2 separate regions of the Mus musculus genome follow, and region 2 is linked to region 1. The links are chromatin loops, found by intact Hi-C in ENCODE. Cell type or tissue: heart. All regions are shown on one strand. Links, peaks and the distances in the headings refer to the core of each region. The heading gives the core; the rest is flanking DNA.

Region 1 (16,043 bases), core at 4,562-12,561:
GGTGGGCAAGAAGGCATCTGAGGCCCTGACACAAACCAAGAAGCCTTCTCAGAAAAGCACGTAGGTGAGACCCAGCTGCAGGCCAGGATTCTGCCTCAGATCCAGGCTAGGCAGGAAAGGTCTGGTCTCTGACTCCAACACCTTTCCTCCTCCTACCTCTTCCCCAAAACAACAACAACAAAACAACAACAACACACACCACACCACAAAATAAAGGCTGTCACTAACTTCTGCCCCTCCTTCCCCTGAGTGACAGGAAGCCTCTATGCCTGGAATAGACAAACAGCCTCTCAGGGCTCCCTGCCAAGTGGGGTTCTACCCACAGCCCCTCCAGCAGCAGGGTATGGATAGGATCCCTTCTTCCCAGCCAGGGACACTCACCACGAAACTCTTTAAGAATTCCATCATCGTCTTGGTGCCCGTCCCCCGAAAGGTAGGACCTTTGCTTTAGAAGCACTGCCCGGGCTGCTACCTGCTGTTGCTGCCACCAAGGTGGCGGCAGCTGCTGACGTTGGACAACTTCCTTAAGATCAAACAAGGAACTGCAGGATTTGGGTGTCTGCCCGCCCAGAGCTGTTAGTCCACATTGACTAGCCATGACCTTTGACCCTTCCTGCTGCTTCAGCTGCTTCTCTGGGTAACCCGGGGCTTGGCAGAGTCAACTCTATGTATGTCATAGGGTGAGAAGTCACTCCCAAGGAGCGCCATGACGGAGGAATGTACCTGGGGCCCAGGACAATCAAAAGCAGGCTCCCTTTCCACTCCTGCCTTGAAAACAGGGCTAGACCGAAGAATGCCAGAGGGCTGGAGGACAATGAGGACAAGTGCACCGGGCAATGTAGGACTCAAGACCTGTGAGTTAGGAAGCCCTGCATGCAAGGAAAACGCAAAGTAAAAGACAGCAGACACCTACATCCCTGAGAACAAGAGTCTAAAACACCATTGCCCAAAGCCGGAGACGCAGCTAAAACAGCAAGCAGTCAGTTGCTGGGAAGTGGGGGACTCGTGGGAAGGGGTGCAGAGGCATGGGGAGCTATTTTCTATCAGGAACAGCCTGGATTACTTTGGTCATTGCTTTCGTTTTTTTTAAAAATAATTTTTAATGCACTTTAAAGACAGCAGTTGCTTCGTGCCTTAAGAAACCCAAAAGGAATTTTTTAAAGAAACACAGCAAAAGGCCTGAGGAGACTCACACACATTTCAAGCTCAGAGGTGCCAACATGCTGAGTTGGAAGAAGGGGGGCGGGGGTTGAGACTCTTCTGAGTTTCTGGGTCTCTTTCCCAATATAAGCATGTCAGACTCCATGCCTATCCAGCACCTTCACCAGAATCAGCTCTGGAAAAGGCAGAGAGCCCAGCTCAGAAGTGAAGGCATGAATTATTAAATTCCTTCAAAAGAGGGTTGCAGTGCACACGAGACAGCCATAGATTTGGTGTGTGGCGGGCACACTTCCAACCCATGCTGCTAGGGAGCTGTGAGGCTAATTGTTCAGCCTTCGAGTCTCAGTTTCCATATCTGTAAAATAGAGAAAGATGGCCACTTAGCCTGGTGTAGGTACTTAAGTCTACGGCAAGATGAAGCATGGAAACCAATCTGTAAATGCCTGCATGATGATCAGCTGGTTCTCCCCACTCCAGCTCCCAAGACAGCTTGAGAAGCGACCCACCCAGAAGGCTCCTCTCTGCCTCTCCAGTCCTGTTCCCTGGCTGCCAGACACATCCCCGCCTGGCCTGTATCTGCTGTAGTGGCCCTAAGAGTATCCCACAGGAGACAGAAAGGTCAGATGCCCTTGGGAGCTAGGGGAGGGCATGGCTCAATAGAGGACTTGGCATGGGTCTATCCCTGAGGTTAAAATAACATGGGAAATCAGAATGGGTGAGAAAGAGAGTCTGGGCCACCACACTTGCAAGTGCCACGTGGGAGAGGGAACTACAGCTCTAGAGAAGGCTGGCAATGTCCCTTCCAAATCCTGAAACACTTGATGGAGCATAGTGTTGAAGAAGCCATGGGGTGATTCTCTGCCCCTGCTGAGCCCAAAGACCAAGTGTGGGGCTCCTGTGTCCCTGACCCTCCCACACCTGCTTCTGGCTTCTCTCTGTTCCTGCTTAGGGTCCCAAGAGCCTTTTTGTAGAGCCCCCACCTGGCCCTGCCATTCCTGCAGTCCCAGGGGCATGGTAGGCTCTAATTAGCAAGACACGCCATACCCAGTAAGCTTCCGCTACCTGTCTGCTCACAGTATGCTCACGGTCCAGATTCCTTCTGCAATACAGGGATGCAGTAATAGGAAGTGAGGAGGCAGGAGAGAGAGGAAGCTCTAACTTATTGATTTCTGGACACTGCTAAAGATGGGGACTCCAGGAAGATCATGCTCAGTCCCTCTCCTACTCACCCCACTTCATCCAGGCCTGGGATGAGCCCCTGCCGCATCTCATGTGGCCCCCAGGGCTATCAAGGAAAAGTGTAACTACAGTTCAGAGAGGTTACTTGGCCTGCTGAAGGTCACACAGCCTGCTAGAAGCAGAGCCACGTGAGGGTGAGCTGGGGAGGATATCAAGGAAGAGAAGGAAAAGGCAGGGAAGGACTGAATGAGCTTATGATTAATTCTGGGGTCAGTATGGACTGTCTTAGCTAGCCAAGGAAGCCTGGAGCTCTGGTAGTGTCATAAGCAGAGTGTGGCCATAGTGCCAGTCCAGGGCGCAGGCATCTCAAGCACTTCCAAGGAGGAGGAGGAGGAAGAGCAGAGGCCAGAGAGACAAATAACCATCCTGTGATGCAAAACCAACCACTGTCCATGGAAATGGAGGGTGTGGAGAATAACGCCCATGCATATTCCTGCTTGGTTTAATGAGACTCTCATCTGTGTCCAAGAACCCCTGCCTTACCCCTACACCAGCTCTCTTCCAAACCAGAAGCCCCATCACGCAGGACACCCAGTGATATTGATGTGATAAAGCACCATGAGCCTTGTGAGCCCCCAACCAGCCAGACTTCCTTTCTGGCCTCAATCTTTCCCCAGCAGCTGCGGTCCAGGGGAAAGACCCACTGACAGTCAGAGAGACTGGCATCCAAGCCACAGCAGGCCACCAGCCAGGCCTATGACTTCCAACTTCGTTTTCTTGGCTTAAAAAAATAGACTAATGATCCTACCCCACACCCTGGGTGTTTCCCAGGATGAGCCGAGATCACAAATGCAGAAGCGCCTACCGCACACAGCAGCCGTCAATAAATGCCGCTGGACTGACAGAATTTACTCTGGGGAGAGGTGCCAACATGTACCGAGTTCTCACTGCCTGTGCCAGACCCCAACTAAACACTTCTCACTTGTTCTCCTACATAGGCCTCAGCACCACCAGTACCACAGGCATGCTGGCCCTGCCCACTCTGTAGATGAAGAAACTGAGGCTGAGAGGTGAATAACTTGATCAACAGACAGCCTTGCAAACCACAGCCATCCTTCAGGGTTCAAACTTTACATCAGCACACCAATGTGGCTTGGATACACATTGGTAAGACCCAAATACCACTTGTCCTCCTGAAAGTCAGTCAGCCAGTCTCTCTCTCTCTCTCCCTGTGTCTCTCTCTGTGTCTGTCTCTCTGTCTGTTTCTGTCTCTGTCTCTGTCTCTCTCTCTTTCTCCCTCTCTCCCTCTCTCGTTAATGATGGAGTGTGTGCATACTAATCCCTGGGCTGCATCCACAGCTCCTCAAGCCACTGGAAAGCTCTCAACCAACGTCCCCACAGAACTGGGCTTGGTTTGCATACTTGTGTAGGTATCAAAACACAGTTAATGGCTAGGTCTGATTGTTCCTCTCAACTGGAAAGCCCTGGTGGCAGAAGCTGTGACTACACACACCAGATTTTCTCCCATCTACAGCAGTGCCCATGATAAGATAATGTGTTACTGTGTGCACCACATATAGCGTGTAACACAAATAGAACATTGGCAATGGCAAACCCTGGATACTGTGGCTCATGAGATGCTCCTGACTTCAGAGAACTTAAACCAAAAGGGGACGTATGTCTCTGGAGCAGTGCTTCCAGCAGCAGAGGCTTAGTAAGTTTTGAGGCAGGGGGTGGTTTGGTTTGGTTTTTATTTGTTTGTTTCCTTCTTCCTTTCTTCCCTTCTTCCTTTCTTCCTTTCTCCCTTCTCTTCCCTTCCCTTCCTTTCTCTCTCTCTCTCTCTCTCTCTCTCTCTCTCTCTCTCTCTCTCTCCCCCCCCTCTCTCCCTCCCTCCCTCCCTCTCCCTCTCTCCCTCTCCCGCTCCCTCTCTCCCTCTCTCCCCACCCTCTCTCCTGAGACTTGCTCTGTGTTGTGTCCGGCCAGCAGACCACAACCTGGGTTCTAGCCTGGAAAGGCATTTTGGAAACCTGGAAGAGAAGAGGGGCTAGGTGGTGAGAGAAAGAAATGTAGCCAAGACAGTCATTCTGATCAAAGCTCAATTTTACTAGTTCCGACATTTCAGTTATAAAGGAAGGGGAAGGGAACCCGATTCCCGCCGAATAATCTCGGGTCCAGTAGTAGGGTGAGCACGTGTGTGGCTCCGAACAGCAAAGAGGCAGGTTCCAGCAGTGGGCGTGGCAGAACAAATGAGCAGGAAGCTCCACCCCGGAGCAAGCAGGTTTCAGGCTGGGGGAGGGGAGACTACAGCTCTGTAGACCAGGCTGGCCTCGGTTTCATACAGATCCCCCTACCTCTGCCTCCTGATTACTTCTTGGGATTGAGGCAAGAACATGAAGCTTGGAATCACAAGACTCACGCTTGTGTCCTTGATGCCCAGTGAAGGGAAATGTTTCATTTACTTCCCCGAGCCTCAATTTCCCTACCTATAAAATGGGAGAATAACAGTTCTCTTACGGCTATAAGAACCAGAAGCGTTTAGGAAAGTGGCTTGTACATCATAAAGCACTGCACCAACTCAAAGCCTAAAAAAAGAAGAGGGACAGAGACCCAGCAGAGGGAGGATGTGGACTGACTGTGTGCCCCAGGGTTCCTGTGTAGAAAAAGTTGATCTCCACTATGAAGTCCTAAAAGGCAGAGGTTTAAACAATCACTTGCTCAAGTTGAGGGTCTTGGAAACTGCTCAGGATGGGATAGGCCACGGGGTGAAGCCCCATTATTGCATACAGTAGCTCCATAAGAGAGGATCCAGCAGAGGTGCACATGGGCTCCCTGGCTCTAAACCTGCCATCATGATCATCACCAGATACTGGCCCTCCACCTTGGACTTCCAGGATCGTGAGCCAAAATTATCATTTTCGTTCTAACGCTATGTAGCCTCAGAAATTTTGCTATAGTATATATGAAATAAGATAAACCCATAAACCTACCGCAGTGGTTGGAAAGATGGTTCAATGACTAAGAGCACACTATTCAGTTCTGGAAAGAGGTCCAGAGTTCGGTTCCCAGCACCCATGTGGGGCAGCTCACAACCACCTTGAACTCCAGGCCCCTGAGCATCTGATGCCTCTGGCCTCTGTGGGCACCTGCACTCATCCACACATACCCATACAGACACACACACACAATAAAAAAACATAAAAATAACAGACCCCACCGGTCAAGAGAGGCCACACATGCCTTCAAAGGGTGCAGGAGAACACGGCTGCCTTGAAGGAACAGCCCCACTTTTCAGGATGCAGCTGGGTTCCAGTTACCAAGCCGCCCAGTGCTGGTTGAGGTGCAGGCATCAGCACTGTAGAGAGTCTCCTGGCCTTGATGTCCTCTGGCAGAGCCCTTGGTCTTGATCTAGTGTGTGGCCTGAAATTTCCAGTTTTCCCCACATGAAACTCAGCTTCAAGAAAAACAGCTATAAAGATCCCTTGAGGTCACTGGAGACAAACCTTGTTGAGTCTCTGTCAGCGGGGGAACTGGTGGGTTCAGCAGACAGGGAGATAAAGAGGGACACGTGTGACTTTGACCTCACAGAGACCTCAGGGTTGCATGAGGCTTCCTGCTGAAAGGAAGAAGAGAGGGAACAGACCCCAGAGATGAAAGGGTGAAGCCACGGGCCTTCCAGAAAAGCTTCCTTGGCCCTGGAAGACACAGATGGCAAGGGCTGCCTCCTGACAGCCTGGTGGGGAGTCCAGTCATGTGACAGGCCTGCCTTCACACTTCCCTCTCCCATTCCTTCTCTGTCCCTGACCCCTGCTCACTTTCTGGTTGGCACTTCCTGCATGGCACACTTGGGACTCTGGAGTAGGAACCAGTCAGCAAGACTTTCTGTCTAGCATCCATTCTCTCCCATTCACAGACAAGTTTGGGACCACAGGTGCTGACCATGATGGTTCAGTATGAGCCCCCTCCTCCCCAGCACTGGCCTGGACTTGTGCCCAGAGAGAAATGAAGAGAATTCTGTGTATTGTCACCCAGACCGAACTCACCACGGTGAGATGTGGCACCTGGCCTGACCCAGAGCTCCTGTTTCCCTCTCACTAGCTAGCTGTCCCTGCCTGAACATCCTTCCATCTCCTGCCCCTGAGGAGTCTTCTTGGGGAACTAGGAATTTGGCTACCTACCAGAGAGGATTTCTGAGTCCTGCCAGTAACTTGGCTGTGAACCCCAGCTCGGCACACTAGTCCCCAGCATGCGGGGTCTTCTAGACCATCGCATAACTCATGGCCAGGGTTGCCAAAAAGGACCCAACCTCACACTGGTCAAATGTTAGGAACTGAATCTCCAGACTGCTGCCTACATTCCCTGGTGGACCTCTGCTCTCCAGTGCCTCACTTCCCACTCTCCTGCAGGGAAGCTGTTGTTGTCCCCTGAGGGACCATTAGGTGCCTGTCACCAGCAGCAGACCAGTACTGCCCAGCACCATCCTGCCTTGGTGACCTCTGCTGCCCAGCCTCTGCTTCAAAGTGAAGAACAAGGCACCTATCCACTACCCGGGCCAGCACCGTCAGTCAGTAGTGAGTGCAGGTTTGAGGATAGTTCTGGAAGAATCTCAATGATCTAGGCTCTTCTTCTGAACACCTTCCTGCACCTGGGACAACAGAGTCCTGGGATTTTACCGGAGCTTGGTTCTCACCATGCACACAGTAGGTGCACAACAAACGTGCTGCTGGGGCTGAACACTGAGTTGATTGATTGGTTTTGCAGCCGCAGGTTGAGATATCAGATATCCCGCATATCAGCTTGTTACATTACAATTTATAACAGTGGCAAAATCACACTTATGAAGTAGAAATGGAAATAATTTCACGGTTGGAGGTCACCACAACATGAGGAACTGTTTTAAAGGGTCACAGCAATAGGAAGGTTGAGAAGCAATGGTTTAGAGCAAAGAGGGAGAGTGGGAAAAGGCTCATTTAAAAAAGGGGTGGGGTGCATGACTCTTCTGATGTGCACAGGACATGTCATCTGAGTCATCCCCACCGGTCCTGGCCACCATTAAAAGATTCCCCAGCCTTCTGTCACCAGAGAGCCATGGCAGAGGGAGGCTGGGGTGGGGGTGGGGGTTGGGGGGGGCCTCAGCCTCCCCACCAGCTGGGAGCTTCGCTTCAGGTTAACCTGCAGGAAGGGAGAACATCTGCAAATTGCATGTTCGCTTCTTTTCCATGTTCTAGTTAATGATTACCTAAATAAGTACTTCAGTCCCTCAGCTCCAGCAGACTAATTATACATGTACAGTACATGGAGACTTTGACGCTAGACAGCTCTCCCTTCCATAAACCATATGTCAAATAACATGAGTGCCTTCCCTGGTTTTCCAGCTGGGGCTGATAAATGGGGTGCTGGGGCAAATGAAGACCCCAACTTGGTTTATGGGAGGAACGGTGGACTGTCCATTCCAGGCCCAGAGGTCCCTGTTTGGGGAAATCATTTGGCTGAAAAATGCATTCACAGTGCAGAGTCCCAGGATATCCACCCCCAGACGCCCCAAACACTGGGCTGGCATAACAGAGTGCTACCCAAAACATTTGCATTCAAGTCCACCCCCACGCCCCACACACGCAGTAAACACTCACTCATTGCAAACACACACCCAGTCCCTCTGAGGTTTATGGGCCCCAAAGACAAGGAAAAAGAGATCAGCTGCACACGCCTGCCCATCATAAACAGTTGTCATCCGCATCAGTTCCACTCTGTCTCCCCAGATGACCCAGGCTCAGGATCACGGACAACAGAGGAGGGTCTCAGAGCAAGGGAACATGAAGGCAGTCCCTTATCCTTTTGCTCACAACCCAACACCTTGCTAACCAAAGTAATGGCTGTATCCAGCTCATGTGTCAGAGATGTTAAGGAGCCCTGGTCCTAAGGGTGTAAGCCACCTTGCGGATCTGGGACTCAAGGTTTTCAAGCAGGGCTAGACTGAAACAGTGGACCAGCCAGCAAAGCAAAGCAAAAAGTGAGGCCCATCAGACATCCTTGCCCTGACTGAGGAAGCTGTGTTGGCTCAGGTATGGTATAAGAGAGCTGAATAGTGAGTCTGGAGTGGGTCTACCCAGCCGACACAGTACGCAGCTGAGCAGCTCAGGACCTCTCCCCTAGCCACAAAACTACCTTGTCGTTGATGGTGTTGGCTACAAGGGGGAGTCACAGGGAAGAAGCAACCCACAGGTCAAAGAAGTTCCAGGTCACCTCCTAGCCATTCAGCATGTGAGGCCCAGACAGTGGATTGCCCAGCACCCAGCAAGCAGATCCATCCAAGTGTTCCAGCTTTCCTCAATCTTACCTGTGTTCCCAGGGCCTTTAGGCTCCCTAAGGAGCAGGTGCCCTGGACCCAAGGCACAGACCCAACTTCATTGCTTTTGTTTGTTCTTTAGATTTTGTTTTGTTTTGTTTTGTTTTTAAACAGTGTCATTCTGGAGCCCAGACTGGCCTTGAACTTCCAATCCTCCTGCCTCAGTCTCCCAAGTACAGGCATTACAGGTGAATACCACCATCCTGAGCCATTTTCATTAAATCAAAGAGTCCTTTGACAAGTGGTACCCTGTGAGTAACTAGTCCGACAGGACCACCAGGAATGTGAACACCTTGACTTTGTTCTCAAAGGCCTAAAGGTGGGGATGTGGTTGCTAGGGCAGGGAGGGATACAGGTGAGCTCAGCAGGGCACACGGTGAAATCTACAGAGCGCCATCTCCTGGAGCTGGCAGGCAGCGCAAGTCAAACACCTCTAGAAAGCAGAGCACCTGGGTGCCAAGGGAGCCCTCTGTCTTCAGCGGGCAGAGCAGGCACTGGGCTTGGCACTTGGGAGACACACTTCCTTTTAGGGTGGGTGGAGTCTCAGGCCTGGCCACCTCGGTGGAATTCCACACACCTCACACCTTCTGTGACAACCTTCCTGTCTCCTTTGGCCGACCCATCTAGCTCTCTCCCTCCCCCTCACCTGCCACCAGCCCATTCCATTGACTTGACCTCTCTAACATAACGACCATCCACTCCTTCTTGACACCTCCACTGACTGCACAGGTCCAAGGTCCTGGATTCTAGTGGCAGCTTCTCACGAAGCCTTCCTCCTCCCACATCTGCGGATCGATAATTCATTCTGCACACACGGCTGCCAGATGTAGATCACATCTCTCTGTTAATTAAACTCAAACCCCTGGCCCAGGGAGACGGCTCAGCCTGTAAAGACTTGCAACCAAGCCTGATGACCTGAGTTCCATCTCTAAGCCCCACACGATAGGAGAGAGCCAGTCCCACAAGCTGTGCTCTGACGGCAACACACACACACACAAAATATTAACCAAAACATATTTCTTAAGAATCCAAACTCAAACCCCTGGCCCAGGGAGACGGCTCAGCGGTTAAGAGCACTGTGTGCTCTTCCAGAGAGTCTGGATTCAATTCCCAGCACCCACATGGCAGCTCACAACTGTCTGTAACTCCGTTTCCAGGGGATTCAACACCCTCACACAGACATGCATGCAGTCAGACCACCAGTATACATAAAAGAAATAAATTATTTTTTAAAATATCCAAACCTACTCCCAGGATCCACATGTGTGCTGCCGCCTCTCCACCCTCCCCTGTGTAGTACACCCCTGCAGCCATGATTCCTGTCTGCTCCTGGGGAGCAGGCGCTTGCCTGTCCACGTACTTTGCATTTATTATCCCCAGGATCTAGACATACTCTTCCTGCCCTTCACAAAGCCCTTCCTTCTCTGCTAGGCACAGCTTGCCTGTCACCTTCCTGTAGACTCTTCCCAAGCCCCAAACACATTTGCCTTTCCCATTTGTGCTGGTTAGATTTTGTCAACTTGATTCAATCCTAGAGTCATTTTGGAAGAGGGAATCTCAGTTGAAAAAAATATCCTCCACCACCAGATTGCCCCGTGGGCAAGCCTATGGTACCTCTCCTTGATTGATGACTGATGTGGTAGGGCCCAATTCACTGAGTGGTGTCCTGGGTGCGAGATAAGAAAGCAGGCTGAGCAAGCCATGAGAAGCAGACCAGTAAGCAGCACTCCTCTATGGCCTCAGCTCCTGCCTCCAGGTTCCTGCCCTGTGTGAGTTCTGCACTGACTTCCTTCAGTGATGGTTTGTTACTGGGAGTGTGAGACAACATGAGTCCTTTCCTCCCCCCAGGTTGCTTTTAGTCACAGTATTTTATCACAGCAATAGAAACCCTAATATGCCACTCTTAAAGTCATCCATTCCAAAATACAATGCATGGCTCTCCATCAGAGCACGGAGGAGCAGCAACAGGTGCCGGCTTTCTGTTCACAGTGTCTCTCTGTCTAGGAGTCGGGCATATGGGGATAAGAACTGTATCTGCTCTGTTTCCTGCTGTGTGTGTCCCCAGGCCCTAGGCAGAACTCACCCGTGAGAAACATTCGACGACACTGTAAAGTGAATTTGGGGATCCTCCTAACACCCTGTGGTGTGTGAGGAGCTGAAACCGCACTAGAGGCGTGCATGGAATGCTGGGTAGGGGGAGCAGCTTCCCAGCTGTGCCTGGAGAAGGGCTATGGGTGGGGAGAAGATTCTGAGCCACGGGTAAGAGGCTTGTACGAGCAAGAAAAAAAAAAAAAATCACACGACTTGCTCCTGACCTCCAGTGCTGGATCCATGTGATCCCTTCCTGTCAGGAAGACCTAACGGGCCAGGTGCTTCTTAGACACCCGAAGCGGCTGTGTGAACCTGTGGAAGAGGTGGCCTACTTTCCCACTGCACATATGGACTGCCTGCTCACTCCCTAACTCTTCTATCAGGACCCCAGCTTTGAGGAACCCTTGAACTACCTCAGAAAGAAATGAGGCTGCAGGGAAGCCAGCCATATTACACCTGGAATCCCACCTTCAAATTGAGATTCAACCAATTTAGTGAAAAGTCTCCATTTACAGGAGGTCCCATGGAAAGAGTCATGGGTGCCCTTTGAGTGACCTAGGAAAGGGCTCTTCTCTGAAAAGGAGCCTTTCCTCTCAAATGGACACCACCTGTGACAGGACATGGCCTTGCTAGGTTTTCATCCTCTGGAATACCCTCTGAAGGACAGGTCTGCACCAGCCAGCCCAGGCCTCCCAGGAATCTGCTCAGAATGATCCAAGATAGTGACAAGCCCACCCCCACCCTGTCCCTCACAACAGCTGACAGGCAATTCCCAGAAGAGACCATCTGGGTCTCAGGGCAGAGCCCCGCCCGCAAGGAGTGGGGAGAATTAGAGATTATCAGTGGGCTGGAAGGCCCCGCTGGAGTGTTTGCCAGGACACAATATTGAATTTTAAACATGTGTGCCTGTTCTCTCTCCCCACTGGAGCCTCCGGTAGCCTGGCAACGCTATCTGACCTGGAGGACCAGGAGGGGGAGTTTCCACACCAGGCAGGTCACCTGGGGTTATCTACGCACAATGAGTTGCCTCCCACCCTCAGCCTAATGACCCCAGGCCCACACACAGATGCCCACTCCACTAACATAGAGATGACAAGGGTCTAGGAAGCACATTTGTGCTGTGGTTAGAATAAGGCAGAAAACAGATTTATAGGGGATTAGGTGTCATTATCTACCTATGAGCAGACTGCTAAATTGTAAGACAGTGATCTGAATGTGCAGCAAGAAAAATTCAAGCTAGATCAGAGGAGGATGACAGTGTGTGACTGGAGGCAAGCAATGGCACTTTAAAGAAAAGGTTAGACAAAGGCTGGGGTTGCTTATAATCCCAGCATCCAAGAAGCTAAGAAGGAATAACCATGAGTTTCAGGCTAGCTTGGGCAATAAGCAAAATCCAGGCCAGCCTCCAAAATATGACAAGACAGAAGAAAGAAGAAAGAGGAGGAAGGAGAGGGGGAGGGGGAAGGAGGAGGAGGAGGGGAAGGGGAAGAAGGGGAAGAAGAGGAAGGGGAAGAAGGGGAAAAGGGGGGAGAAGGGGAAAAGGTGGAAGAAGGGGAAGGGGAGGAAGGGGAAGAAGGGGAAGGGAAAGAAGAAGAAGAGGAGGAGGAGGAAGAAATAATGAGGAAGGGGTACAGCTCTTTTTAGTGAGGGCTTGGCTAGCACTCCTCAAGCCCTGGGTTCAATGTCCAGGAACTCCAGTGGCACATAGCCAGACATGATAGTGCACATCTGTAATCCCAGCACTTGAGAGGCAAGTTTGAGGCCAGGCTAGGCTACATGAAACTGTCTCCCCAAAATGTCCATTCATAGTGAATGATTTTAATCCCAGCACTTAGGAGACAGAGATAGGCAGATCTATAAGTTTGAGTCCAGTCTGAGCTACATATTGAGTTCCAGGCTAACCAGTGCTACATAGTGAAAGCCTGTTTCAAAAAAAAAAACAAAAACAAAAACAAAAACAAAATCTAAACAAATGAAAAAATTTGACAAGCCTCTGTTATAGCTGAGGAAATAAAGCATTCTCATCCTCTCTCTCTCTCTCTCTCTCTCTCTCTCTCTCTCTCTCTCTCTGTGTGTGTGTGTGTGTGTGTGTGTGTGTGTGTCTGTGTCTGTGTGTCTGTGTGTGTGTATGTGTGTGTGTGTCTGTGTGATTTGCAAGTTTGCTAACTGAACATTACAAAGCAATCATAGGACTGGAAAATGGCTCTGTGGTTAAGAGCGCTTTGTGCTTTTGCAGAGGACTTGGGTTTGATTCCCAGCACCCACAAGATGACTCCCAATCACCTGTAACTCAGGTTTCAGGGGATCCAACCAATGCCCTCTTCTGACTTCTTTGGGCACCAGAAATGTACATGGTATATGGACATATATGCAGGCAAAACACTCATACACATAAATTAAAATAAATAAATATTCAAACGCTATTTTTAAATGGGGGTCATGTCTCAACTCTAACATGACAACAGGTTATGTAGCCTTCTTTCCTCTGTAGAAAAACATGGAGAACATTCAATGAACCTCCAACCCCAAGGCTATACAATCAAGGTAAGGGCATGTGAGAACTCACCAGTTACAGGTTCACAAAATAATGAAACCCGAATGGAGGCGCCTCAGTCACAAGGCCATGGAATCTTTCAGAGTCATAAGCTGGTGTGGTTCCCTGTCTTACATATGAGGAGGCAAGGCCTGAACAAGACCTGGCCTCCACCTTTGAACCATAAGAACAACCCATCTGTTCCTCAGAGATGCCCTCATCCTGATTCCCAGAACTACAGATGTGTAAGCTCACACCGCCATGAGTGTTGCTGTCACAGATAGGTTCCAGGCTGCTGTGACTGACCCTGACATGGGAGGAGAAGCAGCGTGACCCAGGTGGGCACAACGTCATCAGGAAAGGAAACCAGCAGGGGCAGGGTAGTAGCATGAGAAGAAGGAATTGGCTCAGAGTCACTAGCTCTGGAAACAAAGCAAGGGAGATACCAAGGCACAGAGGCGGCCTACCAAAAGCTGGATGGGGCTAGGACATGGGTCCTCTCAAAACCACCACGGGGAATGCAACTTCCAGTAATAACCAGGGGATAGGGTGTTTTAGAAATAGGGAGTGACAAACCTGTGCTGTCTTCAGACCCTGAGCCGTGGCCACTTGTTACAGCAGCCAGAAGAAGCTGACAGGCCTGACAGGTCCAGTTTGGATCCGTGGGGGAGAAACTGAGGCATCCTGGAACTGTCTCTATTAACCATTCACTGCTCCTCGAAACTGAAATGCCAGACCAGACAGGGTGGCACACACCTGTAATTTCAGCACTCAGAGGTGGAGATAGAAGGGTCAGGAGTTCAAGGTCACCCTCAATTACATATCGAGTTTGAGGTCAGTCTGGGTGTGATGGTTAGGTTGCCAACTTGACTATATCTGGAATTAAGTAAAACCCAAGCTGTGAGGGATTTTTTTTTCTTACTTAAATCACTTAAGTGGGAAGAGAAACTTTTAATCAAGATCTGCAGAGATGACAAGATCCACCTTTAGTCCAGATCTTTTGAGGTGGGAAGATCTACCTTTAATCTAGGCCACACTTTCTGCAGGCAGCCTAGATAGAGGACATGGAAGAAGGATGCTTTCTGACTTTGCCTGCTTATTCTGGCTCTCACTGACAACAAGTTCATTCCTTCACTGGTATTGCAGCCTACTTCTTAAGGATTCTGGCATATATTGAAGACCAGCTGAGACATCCAGCATTGTGAACTAAACAACTGTTGAATTCTTACTACTTCTATTGGTAGGCAGCCATTGTTGGACTAGCTGGACCAGAACCTGTAAGCCATTCTTATAAATTGTCTTGATAGATGGATGGATGGATGGATGGGTGGGTGGGTGGATGAATGGATGGATAGATGATAGATAGATAGATAGATAGATAGATAGATAGATAGATAGATAGATAGATAGATAGGTAGATAGATAGATAGATAGATAGATAGATAGATAGATAGATAGATAGATAGATTGGCAGATGACAGATAGATAGACAGACAGACAGGAAGGAAGGTGTGTAGATTGATTCATTCTTTAAGTTCTGTTCCTCTAGAGAACCCTAATACACTGGGCTGTGTGAGACTGTCTCAAAAACAGCCTGCTACGATACCTGATGGCTTGAGTTCATTCCCTAAGACCCACATGGTAAAAGAAGAAAATTAATTTCTGAACGTTGTCCTCTGACTTCCTCATGTACACCGTGGCATGTGTGCACCCACACACATGTGTACAAATATACATGCGCACACATAAATAAATTAAACAAATAAGTAAAGAAGAAGAAATGTTGAAGTGAACATCTGAACTGCTGCACAGAGCCTGGCTGCCTGGTCCCCACTTCTACCACCATCCCTACCCTCAGGTGCCTCTGAATTCCCCTGTGACAGGTCCCTAGCCCTCCCTAGGCACTGACCTGTTTTCTGCTTTACAAAATGCTTTGAAAGTCAGTTAGCATGAAAGTCCCCCAACCAGGTAGCCTTCTTGGGAAGTAGGAGTGTGGGGGATCACTGTCTAGGGGTTTCCTAACTTTATTTTTTATTTTATTTATTTGTTTGTTTGTTTGTTTGTTTGTTTAGCTTATCCAGGCCCCTCTTCCCTCAAAACCCAGCAATGGACCATGAGTTATCTTATGTTGACTTCAAAGGGCCTTCTCTGTGGTTCTACCCTTCCTACAGATCACATCTTCCCAGTTCAATTAGGAGTCACTAAGCCTTAGGCCCTCCCTAAACCCGCCCCAGCTTCTGTCTCCTGTCCCTCATAGCCCAGGTCTGTTGACCATGCAAGGAATACCCCCAAAGAACATACCAGAGCTCTTTCTGGACACCTACAGTGGGACAAGGCCCTGAGTGCATCTGACCTGGTTCTCATCCTGAGCCTCCAGGTCATCTCTGAGAGAAGATCAATTCTAGTCACTTCAGAGACCAGGTCATCACCAGGACCAGACCCTGGGAAGAAAGGGCTGGAGAAACACAGCAGGTCATGCTGCAAAGGACTGCAGGGTGCATCCCTCTGAACAGCACTGAGAGTTCCATCAGGTGGCCAAAGCCTGTCAGAGTGTAAATCCAGTCTAGTCCTGAAGCGCATGTTCCTTGCTGCTGCAGGCCAGACTCACCTCACCTCTCCTCTCCCTCCCCTCCTGATCACGGCCTCCAGCCTCTGTCCTTCCACTTTCCCTCCCTCCTTCAACCTGCTTTCTTCTTCTCCCCCTTCCCACTTCCTTTCTCGTACATCCCTCCTGGA
Region 2 (16,043 bases), core at 3,542-11,541, 56 kb before region 1:
AAAGTCCTGTGTGCAGAGCAGGAATCTCGCCTATATTTCCAACCATGCCATCTTGTGCTGGCCATTTCCCGTGACTGTCCCTTGCCGTCCTCCCGGCCGATCACCTCTAGCTGCACCGATCTCCCTCAGTCCCTGTGGCCCCCAGCCCTCAGCCCACCCCACTGCTGCCTTCCATCCAGCTCTGCTGTGAGGTGACAGAGAAAGAATGTACTGCTTTCTCATTACCCACGAGTGTCACCTCACTGCCCGGCCACCAGCACCACAGCCTCCTTACAAGAGGTTTCTATGAGTTCTTTCAACTTAACAAACTCAACATCAGAGACAAAAATCAAGGAGATTAGCACAGGGTGGGGGTTGGGGGAGAGTGGAAATGCCCATCCAAACCCCAAGAGAAGTAACAGAGGCAGGGCCTCTGACACAAAGATACTACTAGTCTCCTGCCTGCTGAGATGGCTTCAGTCAAGGTCTTCTGTTCTTCCAGCAGGAACATGCTGGTAGCTCACTTAAAGACTATGGCTCCAACCCATAAGCTGAGCAGAGCCAGGCCAAGGCCTGAGCACCCCACTCCTCTCTCTCTCTCTTTCTCTCTCTCTCTCTCTCTCTCTCTCTCTCTCTCTCTCTCTCTCTCTCTCTCTCCTCTCACTCCTTCCCTTCCCCCCTCTCATTGCAATCCATCCCTGGTACCATGACTTCCCCTTCCATGAGCAAAAGGAGTGGCAGAGATGTCAAAGGCTGGGGACTGTGTCTGCCCCATCACAATCCCCCATCCACCATTACTGGTGTCACGCAGGCCTGTAGCTACAGGACCCCCAAAAAGACTTTGCCAGAGATGTCTGTTGGCCTCTCCTGCCACTAGAGGTCAGGTGAGACCAATGCACTACCTACACCAGTTCCTCAAAGGGTGAGAGAAATTAGCCTGCTGCCTCCCTGCTCCCTGTGGTTCCAATTCTGTCCCACTGTCTTCTACCCCTGCCTCCATATTATGAGGACAGTAGAGAGTTGAGCCAGTCCAGTGTTTCTCAAACGAGGGTCCATATGTGCTATACCCATACCACACGGACAAATCAACTGTCATTTTTTTTCTTTTTACTTCATTATAGGTGATCTAGAGATAAATACCTTCCAAAAGGAAGTGATACACAGCTTCTTCATCAGATAAAAACAAAACAAAACAAAACAAAACCTGTGAGGTTCCCAAGAACATGGCCACAGCCACCCCCTTGAGCCACAGAAACATCTTTCATTCAACGCAACACTGCAAAAGATGAGTCTTTTCCATTAGAAATGTGTAGATTCTCAGATTGTCATCTACATGAAAACGAAAACTTCCGAGTGTCAGTAGGCCTGACAGGTCCTGAGATCCCTCCAAGCAGCTTGGTTTCCAAGCAAATCTAGGTGTCCACAAAGCAACCAGTGCGTGTCTCCTGAAGGGGAAGCTTCCACTCACAGCCAGAACTAAAGTGAGGTATGAGTGAACCGTCCGTCCCCATGGGGCGCGCACACAACCCAAGGCCACAGAGGCCACAGCTGGGCCCTCTAGGGAAGACCAGTCTGAAGGGGATAGGAAGTGGGTGTCACTCATCCCTGCGCATCCTTAGCTAGTGCCTGCCTGTGAGAGAACTTTCGAGCCACGCATTTTCTTCCTGAAATCATTGCAAATAACCCTTTATCCTGGAGACATCCCACAGAGGTCTAGGGTTAATCCCCAAAAAAATCAGTAATCCTGACACCACAGTCCTGACTAAGGCACTAGACACAGACTCTTGAACTGGGCCAGGACCATGCCTGCCCCTTGCCCAGGCTTCTCCACATGGGAGACCTGAATCAACAACACTGAAGGGGTTGACAAGAAAAGCCAAGGTCTCCTTCTAGGAAAAGAGAAACTCACTGGCCATGGTCATCAGTGCTCCAGAGGCTCACTCTGTGTGCCTGACCCTCATGGCCCCTTCTATCTATCCCCACAACTTCACAACCTCAAAGGTAGGTATGAAATCTGAATGGAAAAAACGGGTCTGCCTTCAACCACAGAGTTAAAAAACAAGTCCCTGCTATACTGGCTTATAGGCCAGTCATAAAAGAGTCTTGCAGCATGCCCTCGAGTGAAAGCCCCTCTAGGAATACCTCAGACACCTTGAAGTGAAACAAACCAATGGCCACTCCTAACAGATGCAAAAGACTGAGCAAACTGTCCTGGAGCCACCATCCTTCGGCTGTTGAGCCACCTCATCCAGTGGACCCATGGGCAGAATGTCCAGAGCCGACATACAATGTTACAGAAACATTTGAAACCTTAAAAAAATATATAGCTCCTACATACAAAAGAAAACCTGTAGGACTCAAAGCAACCAATGTTCATAGAATGTCTGCAAAGCACAGCATCTTACTAGCTTGTCAACCGCGGCTCGGCACTGATCATGCTACGTAAATTAATTTACTGTGGGAGGGGAGCGGGACACTTTGATAGGTGTGATACGAGGTGGGGCAGAGCCCCTGGAGCCTCAGGAGGACACTAAGTGGCCGCTCCTCTACCTTCCCTTGGCCCAAGCCTGCCTCCTATTACCTTGCCTCATGCTGACCCTCCTCTTGGCAAGACAATCTGTCCACCGTGGCTCCCTCTTCCTTCTCCATTCCTTTCCCCCTCTGTCCTCCACTTTTCTCAAAATCCAACAGAAATAAAGAAGAATCTCACTGTGTAACCCAAGCTGTCCTTGAACTCATCATGTTCCTGCCTTGGCTTCCCAAATGTTGGCCATACAGGCAGGCTCCTCCACACCCAGCTCCTCTTGCATCTAGATTCACCCGGCTTTGGCTTCTCCTCTTCTCACAGCCTCTTCAATCAAGACTATACCAGAAACCCTAAGAATCTCCTAACAGCCTGGACAAGCACCTCGGCTCCTCCCACCCTCAGGAGGAATCTCAGCAGCTGGTTCTAGCTAGGGCCAGCAGAGCTCTGCCTGTTCTCAGCTGTCAGCTGGGCAGTGAACAACTGACCCAGACCTGCCCAGGCCTGGCCAGTATGGGTGGAATCTTCATGGTCAGAAACTGGGAGGGAGTAGTATCATGTAGCTGTTAGGAATTTGGGAGACCTGAATTCAACTCTGTCTCCAGGGTGACCTAAGACTAATTATTTAGTGTTTGTGTCTTTGTTTCCTCACATGTAAAACTATACTTACAATTACTAAAATTGAGTGTGAATTATTATGCCAAAATTATTATAGCCACAATTCCAGCCTTCCACATGGAGCTCTAATGACAGTTGGGAAGTTTAAGTCTTATATGCAACCTACACAGCACAGATAATGGGTGCCCTATTACCACAGCTAAAAGTATTTACTGTGTCATAGGCAATCTGCAATTTCTGGGCATTATTCCAATGAACTCGCACAACAAGGTGACAGAGGTCCAATTTATTATCTCTGGTTCCTTAACAAGAAAACTGAACCTTACGAACTTTAAAGATCTTTCCCAGTATCCTGTAGCTGGGTACTTTTAAAAGCGCATATAACCCCAATCCTAATACCTCAAAATGTCATGTTTATGAATCTCTCTCTAGTGGAAAACCTGGCAGAAACGTAAGCTTAGAGTCAGAAAATCTAGGTGTGAACCTCTGAGGTGCAGGGTCCTAAGACCCCACGGCCTCTTGTAGCCTGCCCTCCAGCACTCACCCACACCCCTCTGTGTTAAAGGAGATATCCAGAAATCACTATCCAAATGTACATGACTATATGTAGTCAGGATCAAATCAGATGCCAATATAAGTGCCGTGTGGACCAACAAGCTTGCAGCCAAGACATGATAATGGAGCCACCTGTGCCCCTCACTGGTTCTGTGGTTATCTGAGTCCTTCTGGGGACAGGAAGCTCATTCTAGGTAAAACTTTTCTTTTTCAAAGCTGGAGAGACTCGCCTGTGGCTCCACCCACTCATCCACCGCCAACCGGGCCCCAGCACCTGCCAGCAAGGAAGAACCACGCAGCAGCAACCGACCTAGCTACTAAATACCCCAAGGCTTGTGACCTCAGAGATTCCTGGGCTAAAGATGGGAGAGAGCATGGAGATACCCCACGCTCTGGAATCAACACTGGCTGCTCCAATCTCACACACCATGCCCCAGCCCTTTAAAAAGTCCCACCCCATCCTGTCACTTCTGACTAGTCCTTGGGTTCTCAGGCTGGATCCCCAATAACGTAGCCATTTTCTTTCTTTGCCCTCTTCCATAGCAACCCAAACTCAGCCTGCGTCCATACCTTAAAAGATTCCAGGAATCCTCCATGGCCCCCATTCTCGAACTTGTCCTCCTCCGGGCCCATGCCTAGCATGACCTGAGTGTGTGTGTGGAGTTCATCATGAAGGTTGTCCAGGAGAGCAGCCCGGGTCCGGTCCTAGAAAGGAGTGGTATATACAGGTGTACAGACACCGACAGCAGAGAGAGACGTGTCCTTTCTTCTCTGGCCCGGATGCCTGGTCTGAGGGCTGCTATTCTGTCACCAGCTCCTGGCCACGGTAGGATTTAGGAGGAGAATGGGCTTCATGCTCACTAATGCTGCAGTTAGCACAAATGTTCCAGGCCTGCCCCCCCCCCACTCTCCCTGCCATACCAGCTCTTCCAAGGCTTACCCTGGGGACCCCCTACCCCAGATCTCAGACCAGGATCTATACGCACAACCCCTCTGCCCATGGTTCTGTAACAGCCAGGTAGCAACCTCCAGGGGGACTCCAGACACAACAGACTGGACAAGCCCTTTCTGCAGGCCACAGTCCTAACAAAGCTCCTCTCCCAACTGTCCCCGCCGAGCCTGAGCTGAAAGACTGAGTCACCCCACAATTCCACTTTCCCTGCCCTTATTTATTTCTAGGAGTCCATCATGTCTTCCCAGTCCAACCTTCTGACAGTGTGATACAATGCCAATCTATAAGAACTTCACAGGCAGTTACCAGGGGAAACGTTCATAATGTTTTATACCTACTGGTCTATGATTTTTGCTTGGACCACACTCATAGCTACCCTGAGGCACATGTGGGTTGCAGGCCTCTGGTTGGACACGCCTACCTGCAGTTTAGCCCAGTGCCTCCTGTGAAGGGTTCACCTTTGTTGAGCCTCTTAGACTCTTTAATCATTTCTAACTGGCCAGTTCCTTTTCTATCTCCCCTTCAACCTCTCCTCCTCCAACTCTAACACCTGCTGGCTAATGATGTCTCTAACATGCGAATCAAACACTTTTAAAAATTTCATAGCGCCTACCACTTGCAAGCCACAACCCTGCGCCATTCAATGCAGCCAACCATCTGCAGTCCCGTCTTCCAGCCACAGGAGGCTGTCATCTGGCCACACCCCCTCCCAACAATGTCTGATTCTATTGGACCTTTGACTGTTCCCTGAGTCTTGAATGACTTTCCAGACTCTCTTCATGCAAAAGCTTTATCAGATGTCAAGATTCATCAGCTCAAAAGCAACCTCCTCCAGGAAGCCTTCCCTGAACACACCCTCCATTATCCCTAGCAGAAGCAGTCACTACCCACTGGCTCCATCATGGCCCATAGTATAATACAGTAAATACACTCTATTATAAATCTTAGCTTCTCTTCTGTAAAGGTCCCTCTACCAGCATGGGCACTACATAGTACAGAAGTGATATCTCACTTATCCTTGGTAACAGAGCAAGACCTGGACATACTACATGTTCAAAAAAAAAAACCTGATGATTGGCAGGTAAGTCCTAGAATCTAGATGAGTTCCTACCAAGGGAAAAAAAAATGTTCCCAAAGCAACAGAGAGCTGAGGGCTTAGGATGAAGCAAACAAGCCCAGAGGAGACTTTCCGTGTGGCCCTCTCACCTCCAGCTTGGCGAACTTGTCCGACTTGCAGCAAGCATTCTCTGCGTTCGTGAGCTTGGTGAGCAGAAACTCCCGGAATTCTGCGCCCTGAAACAGGTGAAAGAGGTTCAGAACTCTCCTGGCCTCTGCTGTCAATCAAACGCCTCCAACCACAGTGACAAAAAGGCAGGAGAACCCCTGCGTTAGCCCTCTCATATCCGGTCATTTCCAGCCAAGGCCAGGCCTGCCTGCTAATGTACCAACTTGAAAGCCAGCTTCCCCAGCGCTGGGAAACCCACCCTCCATAGGGCACCTTGGTCACTGGAGGCAATGCTTGAGGCTGGCTCCTGGGTCTAGAGCACAGTATAAAAGTCCTTCTAAAAACAGGAGGACAACCCTGGCATCAAACTCCCAACAAGGGCCACATTGACCTCAAAGGGTGAGGTGGGAGATATCCAGAAAGGAGATACCCCCAAAGCTATAACAGGATCTCCCCACAATGTTCCCAGTCTACATTCAAGCCCATTCCAACTACTGACACATGGGTACAGAGATCTGGGGTCTGGGATGGGACAAGTATAAAAGAAAAGGTTCTTACCTTCTGGAAAACAGGCGGGCTTGGCAGAGGGGGACCAAAGGCAGGCACATCTTCCCTAGCAGTGACTGATACCTGAATGAAACAATTTCATGTGGACTAAGACAGACTAGGAGTCCCACACCTTACAGAAGACCAACATACCCCTTCCCTCCTTCCCAGAACACAGAACGTCTATGTGAGCATCACCCACGAGCCCCATACGATGCTCCTCTAGTGGGTTGGATGGGATGGAATCCGGCATCCTTCCCTCTGCCTTCCTAAGGGCCAGAAGCAAGTTGGCCAGATGATGCCCTGGGCTGGGGAACCACTGAGACCCTAAGTACAGACAGTGCAGGTGGTGGCCAGGAGGTTTGCCTCCCTACCCCATTACAGCATCCATCCCAGAGAAAGCAACTGAGAACTACTGCTCATTTTACTGATGAGGAAACAGATGGCTAAGACATGGAACAAGCACCCTAAAACCAGAGAAAGGGGCACAGAGAATCCAGACTGCTCCAACCCAACTCTGACTCCCCATTAACCTAGCCATAAATCAAACTCAGAGTGTTTAAAAGGTAACTACTGGACCACAGAAATGGCTCCACAGATTAAAAAAACAAAAACCTGACACACAAGCTTGGTAAGTCCCTAGATTGTCTCTTCTCTCAGTACTTGTGTGTCTGTGTCCCCCCTCCCAACATAACAAGTACACATGTGCACATGCACGCTCATGCACACACATACACATACATACACACACACGCCACCAGTAGCAAAATCAACAACAAATAATTTTTTTAAAGAAACAAGTAAATACTGGTTGCAAGGAAAGCTTGGGGCTCTGCAAGTTGACACAGGCAGTGACCCAGGTCTGAAGCCTGGCTCTACATGTGGAGCCAGTCATTCTGGCTGAGGCTTGGGCACAGAGATACCAAGGGCATTGACTGGGAAAGAGGATGGGGGACATCCAGGCTCTGGCCAGATGCTGAGGCTGGACTGTAAGACCATCCAGAGACTCCAGCACAAGGGTGGTCCTGCAGCAGGTGGCTTCCACTCCTCACCTCCTCTCTTGTGCAAGTACCTAGGTTTCACCTGCTGTTAGCCCCTGAGGCTACAGGGCTCTTGGGAGGCTGCCCTATCCCTTCACTAGCAGTGGCTGACGTGAAGGCCCTGGCAGGCTGCCAACCACTCTGTCCTGTGAAGTAGGGCAGATGCAAGAGTCTGCCAGACTGGGTGAGCAGGCAGCTTGGGGCCCTGCCAGGTCCAGCGGGGAGAAGCAGAGCTTTGGTCAATGGGGCCTTCTTCTTACAAGCTCAAGGCCATTTACATGGCCCAAACTGAGGTACTCAGAGTCTCAAGAAATGGTTTTGTGTTCACTGACAAGATTTCTGGCTGAGCCCCAGCTGCTAGACACAGCCCACCCCCACCCCCAGCCACCAACCATGCACTGGTGGCCCAAGTCTAGTGCACATGTGTACTTGTTATGTTGGGAAGGGGGACACAGACACACAGGTATTGAGGACAGAGACAATCTGGGGACTTATCAAGCTTGTGTGTCAGGTTTTTGGTTTTTGTTTTGTTTTGTTCCATCTCAGAAGAAGAATCTGGCTGCCCACTCTGGGTATCTGGGACATGTGGGACAAAGCACAGATGCCTGCAGGCCCAGCTGTTTCCCTAGCCCGGCCCCTCCTCCTCAGGCCTGCATTAAAGTAGTCTATTCTGACAGGGTAAGGGTCTTAGGAATGCCTTTAAATCCACAGGGCAGCAGGGCAGGGCCCAAGACCTTTCTGGTAATGTCCATCCACGTCCCATCCGTATCCTAGCTCCTCCTCTGACCTCGGTCTCCCCCTCCTCTCGGCTTACAACCAGATGCCCAGGGGAGCTTAGAGAGGGAAGGCTAGAGACCCAACAAAACCCCCATGTCCAGGGATGGCCTGCCACCCAGAAGACTGGCAGGGCTGCTCAGAGGGAGTCAGGATAGGCAAGGGAAGGCCCTCCCCAGCTGCCTGTTTCACAGCCAAGTCTTGAAACCTTGGCAGAACTCCAGGAGTGAGGTGGACTGGCCCCTGCAGGGAGGGATGGGGGAATCCTATTGATTGCTGAGCTGGAATCTCTTTCCAACCTGGAGTGAATGGGAATGAGATAGCCCTACCTGAGAAGTGATTCAATTCCAGCCACACTTCACACACACCCACGGGGCCGGTTTCTCACATGCCCCAGAGGCTCCTGGGAAGACTTCCAGCTCCCGGCTCCCTGGCTCTGCGGCCTCAGCTCTAAGTGCCCTCAGCATCAATCAGCTTCAATCTCTTCCCTATGAGCAGACTAATGGGCCTTGTTAGACTTCAAGAAGACTATCCGAGGGGCTAGAAAGACGGCTCTGTGGCTAAAGGCACTTGCCACCAAACCTAACAACCTGGGTTCAATCCCTAGGAGCCACATAGTGGAAGGAGAGAACTGACTCCTGCAAGTTGGCCTCTGATTTCCATATGCACACGCATGCACACACACACACACACACACACACACACACACACACACAAATGTAGAAGACGAAGAAGACTGCTGTAATGCAAAGCCTGGCCCAGAGCAGAAGCCACCATCAATCACTCAGGTTTTTTGTCTTTACTTTCCCTGTCGACCTACATGTACAAAAGGTCACCTTCATCACAGAGTTCCCCAAACCATCCGGCAGCCCATACCCCATCCTGCCTGTCTCTGCTCCCATAAGTAGCCATGGCTAGAAGGACCCTGAGGCTTTAAAATCCAGATTTCCTGTTTTGCAAAGATAGAAACAAAGGCCCAGAGAGGGAAGGAACTGACTTGCAGTCACACATCAACAAAGAGACAGAAGCAGAGACCCCAGGCTGCTCGGTCATTCTGTCTTCTGGGGTCCCTCCCGCCTTTACTCTCCTTTTTCATTGTTGGCCCTCCTACTTCAGGGTTCAGCTAAGGCCCAGTGTCAGCCAGGGGGCCCTGAGGGAGCTAACCCAGTTCTCCTCACAGTTTATGCATCACCCATAGTGCCTGGGGGGGAGGGGTGCTCTGGGGAGCACCTTAGAAGACACGGGCATCTTTCCAAATTCAAACCCGCCTCAGTAGTGGGAAGGGGTCTTAAGATGCTGGTACCCAGTGTTCTGTGATGCAGGGGACCCTGTGGGAACTGAACTCTGATCTCTCTTCCCAGGAAACAAACAAACAAACAAAAAACAAACAGAAACCAGCACTTGGTTTTACTCACAAGATCTCTGTGGGCTTGGAGACTACCTAGCCCTACCCTAAAATCCCCAGCTCAGCCTATCTCCTATGAGTCCTAGGCCCCTCAAACCAATGGACTACAGAGATGTGCTGCCCTGGGGGGTTATGAGAAAGAAGGGAGGTGAAGAAGCAGCCAGTGAAGAGGACAAAGGAGTGTGTCCTATTTCTGTCTGATGCTGAGGGCTGGGAGCCGAAACAGTCTACTATATCCCATACACCTCCTCCTGTTACAGCAGGTGACCCTTTTCTTTCTCTTTCTCTCTTTCTTTCTCTCTCTCTCTCTCTTTCTTTCTTTCTCTTTTTTAAATAGCGTGTGCTAATTATACATATTAATGGAGTTTAATGTACTATTTACACACTTGCATGCAGCATACCTGACTAAAATCGAACTTCCTTTAATCTCTCTCATCTCCCACGCCCTCCACATCCTCTTTTTATTTATTTATTTTTAACAGGGTCTCAACTATGTAGGCCAGGCTAGCTTGAAACTCCTGACTCCCCTGCCCCCGCCCTCACATCTGCCAGGATTTGGGGATTACAGGCATGTGTCACCAGCAGTGACCAGGATAACATTTTTAGCTTTCATCTTAGAAAGAAAGAAAAGTCCCCGGTCATGAGTCTCACCCAGGTCTTGCATTCTCACCAAAATCTTCCAATTAAATTTGTTTATTTGTCCACACCATCCTGATGCAGAGACCAGGGTCTGTGAGGCCTCTCTAGCCTTCATCTTCTCTTGTCTTCCTCTCCCCTTTCTCTGCACCTCTCCTTCTCCTCCTCCCCTCCTCCTCCCTTCCTCCCACCTTCTTCTCCCCTCCTCCCCCTTCTACTTCTTCCCTCCTCCTCCCCTCCTGATTTTATCCTCCTCCTCCCGTCCTCTTCCCTTTCCCCCTCCTCCTCCCCTCTTCCTCCTTTGGCTTACTCTAGCTAATGCTATCACAGTGGCCAGTGCTCAGGGCTTCTTCACTGTTGTATGAGAAGCTGAAAAGCTACCAGCAGCAGATGGAGACCTCAGAGGGCACTCTCCACCCAGAGCCAGGCTCCAAATCCCAGAAGCTGGGCCAACCATGGGGACTGCAATACTGGTAATGAACTGGTGTCTCTTGCTGTCACTGAGCCCTCCAACCCTAGGAATGTACATGGGCCCATGACTACCCCAATGGAGGCTTTTTCCTTACCTTGTAGGATGGGGTCTCTGTGCCGGGGTTATCAGCCTGAACGACAATGTAGGCATGTAAGAAGTTTGATGCGATCATATCTGGGACAAACGGTGTATTTTCTTCTTGAAAGATGATGGCCACGATATCATTCCCAATATGCCGCTTTCTCTGCAGCTAAACAGAAAGTGCCTCATTGGTACAGAAAATACCTCCTAGTTACGAGAGTTAACAAAACAGGAGAGAGCTCAACAGCAAATTCCTCTTTATCCCACTGTCCATAAACCCTGAATTCTAAGGCTAACTCTTTGGGGAGCTGTTTCTCTCAGTCTGTGGGAATTACCAAAAGGAGAATTGAGAAAGACAGCCATGTTGTTAGGTAACAGCTGGCCTGAGTGCTATAAACAACAGTGTACAGAGCCTGGACTCGGAACCCTGGAGAGAATGGAGGTCTGTCCCTGAGACAACCATAACTGATCCAGAAGAAAGGCAACCACAGGAGAAGTCACCTAAAAAACCCACTAAGCAGTCTGTCAGCCGTGGCTATGTCAGTTGCTCCCTGGCAGGTGACAGCTTTAGGAGCAGAAGCAGTGGCAACACAGCAGAGGGCTCAACAGTTACCCACAAAGGCGTCCTGAAAACACAGGCAGGGTGGTCAGAAGATGTACACAGAGGAGGCAGATCATTTCACCAGAGGTGAGGACAGAGAGCAGCGCAGGTCAGCAAGCTAGAGGAGAACCGATGGACCGGCAGTGCCGGGCGCTTTGCCATGCGCTCTAGGTCACAAGCCCCTACTGTGTGCCATGAAGTGTGAACTGCTATTCATACAGATGATTACCAATATCAATGTCTTCCTGCACGCCAGATCCTGCCTGTGTGTTTGGTCCTTTATTAAACGTATCCTGAAAGCAGGACTTGTGCTCAGCCCTTTCTAATTGATTTTCTCATTTACAGGGTATCTATTAATCTCTGAACTCGGTACTGGAGGCTTTTATGCAAACAACCTCACTTGTTACATACAAGCACACACACACACACACACACACACACACACACACACACACACACACACACACACACCTGAGTTCCCATTTCACAAAAAGAATGAAAGAACTATCATTAATTTGGTCCCTGCCAAGAGTCAAGCTCTGTAGCACATGCCAGGGCGAGATGACCCTGAGGTAAGAAGCCTCGGAGACCTGCTGTGAGAGGGACTGCAAAAAAACAAAAACAAAAACAAAAAAAACAGGGACCAAAGATGAAATCACCAGGGAAAACCCACTCTGGCTACACAACAAATCTCACAGCCATTTGTTTCTGGAACATCCAGTTATTTGGGAGCCAAATCATAATTCGCTTGCCAATTTCTTTTACTCCCAAGGAGCCATGAACATTGTTTATGATTTCACATCCCTGCTCCTAGGCAGAAACAAACAGGTCAAGAGGCCCTCCCGTGTTCCCTGAGATAGGAAGGAGGAAAGAAGCAGGATGGGGTCACTGCTGTCACAACAATCAGGATCAGTTGCCAAAGCCAGACCCACCCCAGGGATGTGCAGCTCAAAGCAGCAAGCCTGGAGAAGGTTGGCTAATGCTGGAGCCACAGGTTAGGGACAGGCAATGAGGCTGAGAGGCTACTCATGCAAGCTTCACAGTCATAGGGCAGCAAAGACCCAGAAGGGCTGAAGGGCCAGGATAGGGGACAGAGGTTCCACAAGAAGCAGGCACATGCCAGGTGTAGATCTCTCAGGAGCCCACTGTTCGGAAACCTAGAGAATATCACAGCAGTGACACAGACACTACTCAAAAGCCACATTCTGAAGCCACTAAGTTGCTGAGAGTAAAGCACTCAGCTTGTTCTACCGGCTTCCAGCTCCCATCTACAGATCTGCTATGCAGCCTTATCAACCTTATTTGCTTTGCCCCCAGCTTGACCCTTCATTGACTTCCCAGGGGAAGTTCTTGGCGTTGATACTAGAGATAGAGCCCAGGGCCTCCTGCCTGCTAGTCAAGTACTGTCCCACTGAGCCTCGAGGAAGTGTTTTAACCGGGTGTGATGTCCATATCTGGCAACTGGGAGGGACCTGTAGCTTGACCCTGCCTTCCTGTGCTGGTTACCTGCTGGGTGTCACCATCCGTAAAGGGCAGCTTGGTAGACACATGGAACATGATCTCCCGGTCCCGGAAAGTGGTGTACACCGACTCCACCCCTGTCTGTCCGTGGGTCACATCCAGGCCTCCTCGGAAACTGGCATAAAACAGAGCAGGAGGGAAGGAGTGAGGTGGGGTGGCATCTTGGTGACACTATGGATGAATAGCAGATAGGTGGGTGAGAAGAGATGAGCTGAGGGCCAACAAGGGTATAAGACAGGGAGGTGTGGAGATCTGTTCTTTTGAACAGCCTAGCCCAGTGTTCCACCATCTGTCATCCATATGAAAGACAAAGTCCAGCCTTGTGGCCTCATGTTGGTAAGCCTAGCACTTTGGAGATCAAAACAAGATGATCCTGAGTATGAGGTCAGCCTGGGCTACAGAGTAAGACTTTGTCTTACAACACAACCAAATTAACTAACTAGTAAATTAAGACAACAAACAGAGCCTCAACTTCAAGACTTTGTTATGCATCCTCCATGGGGTGGTTCAAGTGGGATGACCATCCATTCACAACCCCACACAAACACTTGGCCTAGCTTCCCAAAGCTCCCAAGGCTGAGCCTTTGTTCTGTCCAAGTCATCGGTTAAGAGCCAGGGCAGAGAGTCACTCCACTGGATGTGGGTGAACCCACAGGAGACTGGGAGACCACAGAAGAAGGGACAGATGACTGGCTTTAAGCAGCCAGCTCCTGTAGAGACCAAACCCCTCCATGTTTGTATCATCCCAGGCAGGAAGGAGAAGTTAGGGAGGAACTGATGGCCTTCCAGGAGCCAGCCCTTCCCCCTTCACAGAGATGTGGCTGCCAGCCTAGAACCAGTCTTCAGCAACTGGGAGGGGAAAAAAACAACAAACCCAGATGCATCTCAGACCCAAAGGGCCAAAAGGACGCAGCCAGGCACTCAGCTTCCAACCCTGCTTTGTCTGCACTATCTATTCTAATTCCCCGTGACCTTGGAGGTGCTATAGTGTTATATTTATCTCACTTTCTTATAGATAAGGAACTGGGATCTTCTCCAGGTAAAGTCACCGGCCCGACATCTTAGGGCTTGTGGCGAGGTGGGACTCTAAGCCTGTTGTAGACTGACTCCAGCAACAGTAGTGACTTCAAAACTAAGGAAAACATGGAGCGAAGAGGTAGAAAAAAAGGGAGAAGGAAGCTAAGGAAGACAGTAATTATTTGAACGCCTACTGCAACTGGACTAAGTGTTTTTACACAAGATGTTAGGTGCTGGTTTTGGCTCCTGGGCAGGGGCTGTCTTAGGACTCTCAGCCATATGCCAGCAACTAAAATATTCTGAAATGTTGCCTTTCCTTAGGAAAATCAAAACCAGAGACTTCCAAACAATAGTCCCAATATTCTAGCTTTCTGTCCATTTAATGACCATACACGGTTGTGTGGATTTCTGCCAAGAGGGTTATTATGTTTGCGTGAAGTCTTAATTATCTGTTCTTTGAGCGCTGTCCAAATCGGGTCGTTTCCTTCCAAACGGCCCAGGGTTCTCTTCCGCCTGCCAGGTGAGTGGTAGGGAAGGTGGATTCGTGTTGCTGCCAGTCTGAGCTGAACGTAATTAGAAAGACAAACCGCAGCAGGAGCGAGCTCATCACGCTGCTGAGGCCACTGCCTTTCAGCCAACCTGTCACTCTGGGTTATTCCTAGGACCACTGAGTCTTCAGGAATTCAGGCAGGTACATGAGCAAGGGATCAGAAGATGAAAATGTCCCAGAGTTCCCCTAGGACAGAATGCCCCCTCACCCCCACCAAGGCCCTCAACCGTATATGTTGTGGGCCCTTGACAGAACTCACCCTTTGAAATCCTGCAGTGTGATGGTGTCTCCCAGGAGATCCAAAAACTCCTTGAAAGCTGGGCTCTCCTCATTATTCCCAAATAGCTCCTCCTCCAGGGTCTGGAAGAAACACAGGCCAGAGAAGGAATGAGAAGAGTCGGCTGAGTGTGGAGTGGAAGGGTTGTCCACACTCCAGGTCCCTTTCTCCTTTCATTCTTGTCTAGTACATTTGCTGTAACTGTCCTAAGGTAGAGGATGGGTTAATGGAGGAGGACTCTGCAGGGCTGGGTGCTGGCCCCGAGTAAGGAGGCCTTGGAGTCCAGCAGAGGTCAGAGCAAAGAGCTCTTAGACTTGACACCAAAATCATGACCCAAAGTGAACAACCAATCACGGGCTTCCAAAAGGGCTCTAGAAAGAACTCTCAAAACTCTAAAGTAGGGCTCAGCTGGTAGCACGATCCTTTAATCCCTGCACTCAGAAGGCAGAGGTAGGCAGAGCTCTGTGAATTCGAGGCCAGTTGGGTCTACAGAGCAAATTCTAGGGTAGCTGGGGCTACGCAGTGAGACTCTGTCTCAAAACAAAAGTGTTTATTAATCAAAACTACAATAAGACCTCACTTCACAACCACTAGGATGGGTCTGATGACAAGACCAAGTATGAGTGAAGTTACAGAGAACTCAGGACCAGTGTTCATGGCTCCTTGTGAACAGGGAAGATAACTGTCAACAGTCTGTCAGTTCACCAAAAGGCTAACCACTGAGCAATTCCATCCTGGGTATATATCTACGAGACATCAAAACGTATACACACACACACACACACACATACACACACACACACACACAAACCCACATGTTCATGAATATCAAGAGCAGTACTGTATGTAACCCACAGGTGGAAACAACTCAGATATCTGTCAACCAACAAACAGATTTCTTTTAAATGTGGTATATCTATTCAACGGAACATGATTTGACCATAAATAAAGGGGGAGATACATGTTACAACATAGATGAACCCTGAAAACATTTATCTAAGTGAAAGAAACCAGTCAAAAATGTCACACATAAAATATTCTTCCACTTGTAGTGTTATATATTAGACAAATCCAGAGAACCAGTAAGCAGGTTATTTGGCCTTGAATTTGGTATCTTCCAGGAACTGAAGGAAACACAACAGAGACTGTGCATGGGTGTAGGGTTTCTTTGAAGGGCGGTGAGCACACCCTGCAATTAGATCATTATTGCTGTGGCACTGTGACCACACCACAGCCACCTGTGGACATAATTCTTACTGTTGTAAAGTAC

Evidence for each region. Peaks named below come from ENCODE experiments on the same cell type or tissue, not always from the same donor. Only the 100,000 strongest peaks of a DNase experiment are listed, where the experiment ranks them.
Region 2: it touches region 1 in a loop (1.9-fold over the local background); 7 of 42 quality-filtered maps call a loop at or near these places.

Annotation. Positions count from the first base shown.
Region 1 is chr11:74,456,778-74,472,820 of GRCm38, forward strand. All of the region lies in intron 3 of Rap1gap2 (RAP1 GTPase activating protein 2), which reads right to left. Among named protein-coding and RNA genes, the nearest start is that of Olfr412, 100 kb to the left of the region's middle. In heart, for the core only: a CTCF peak has its summit at 9,104 (motif pointing left); a DNase peak (open chromatin) is centred at 11,665; H3K4me3 peaks cover 679 bases; H3K27ac peaks cover 1,904 bases.
Region 2 is chr11:74,401,477-74,417,519 of GRCm38, forward strand. It overlaps Rap1gap2 (RAP1 GTPase activating protein 2), which reads right to left. Exons shown (of 25, transcript NM_001015046.3): 12 at 14,756-14,856; 13 at 12,915-13,044; 14 at 10,821-10,976; 15 at 6,412-6,483; 16 at 5,835-5,921; 17 at 4,247-4,381. Among named protein-coding and RNA genes, the nearest start is that of Olfr412, 45 kb to the left of the region's middle. In heart, for the core only: no CTCF peak of the experiment used is centred there; DNase peaks (open chromatin) are centred at 7,575 and 8,405; H3K27ac peaks cover 1,532 bases.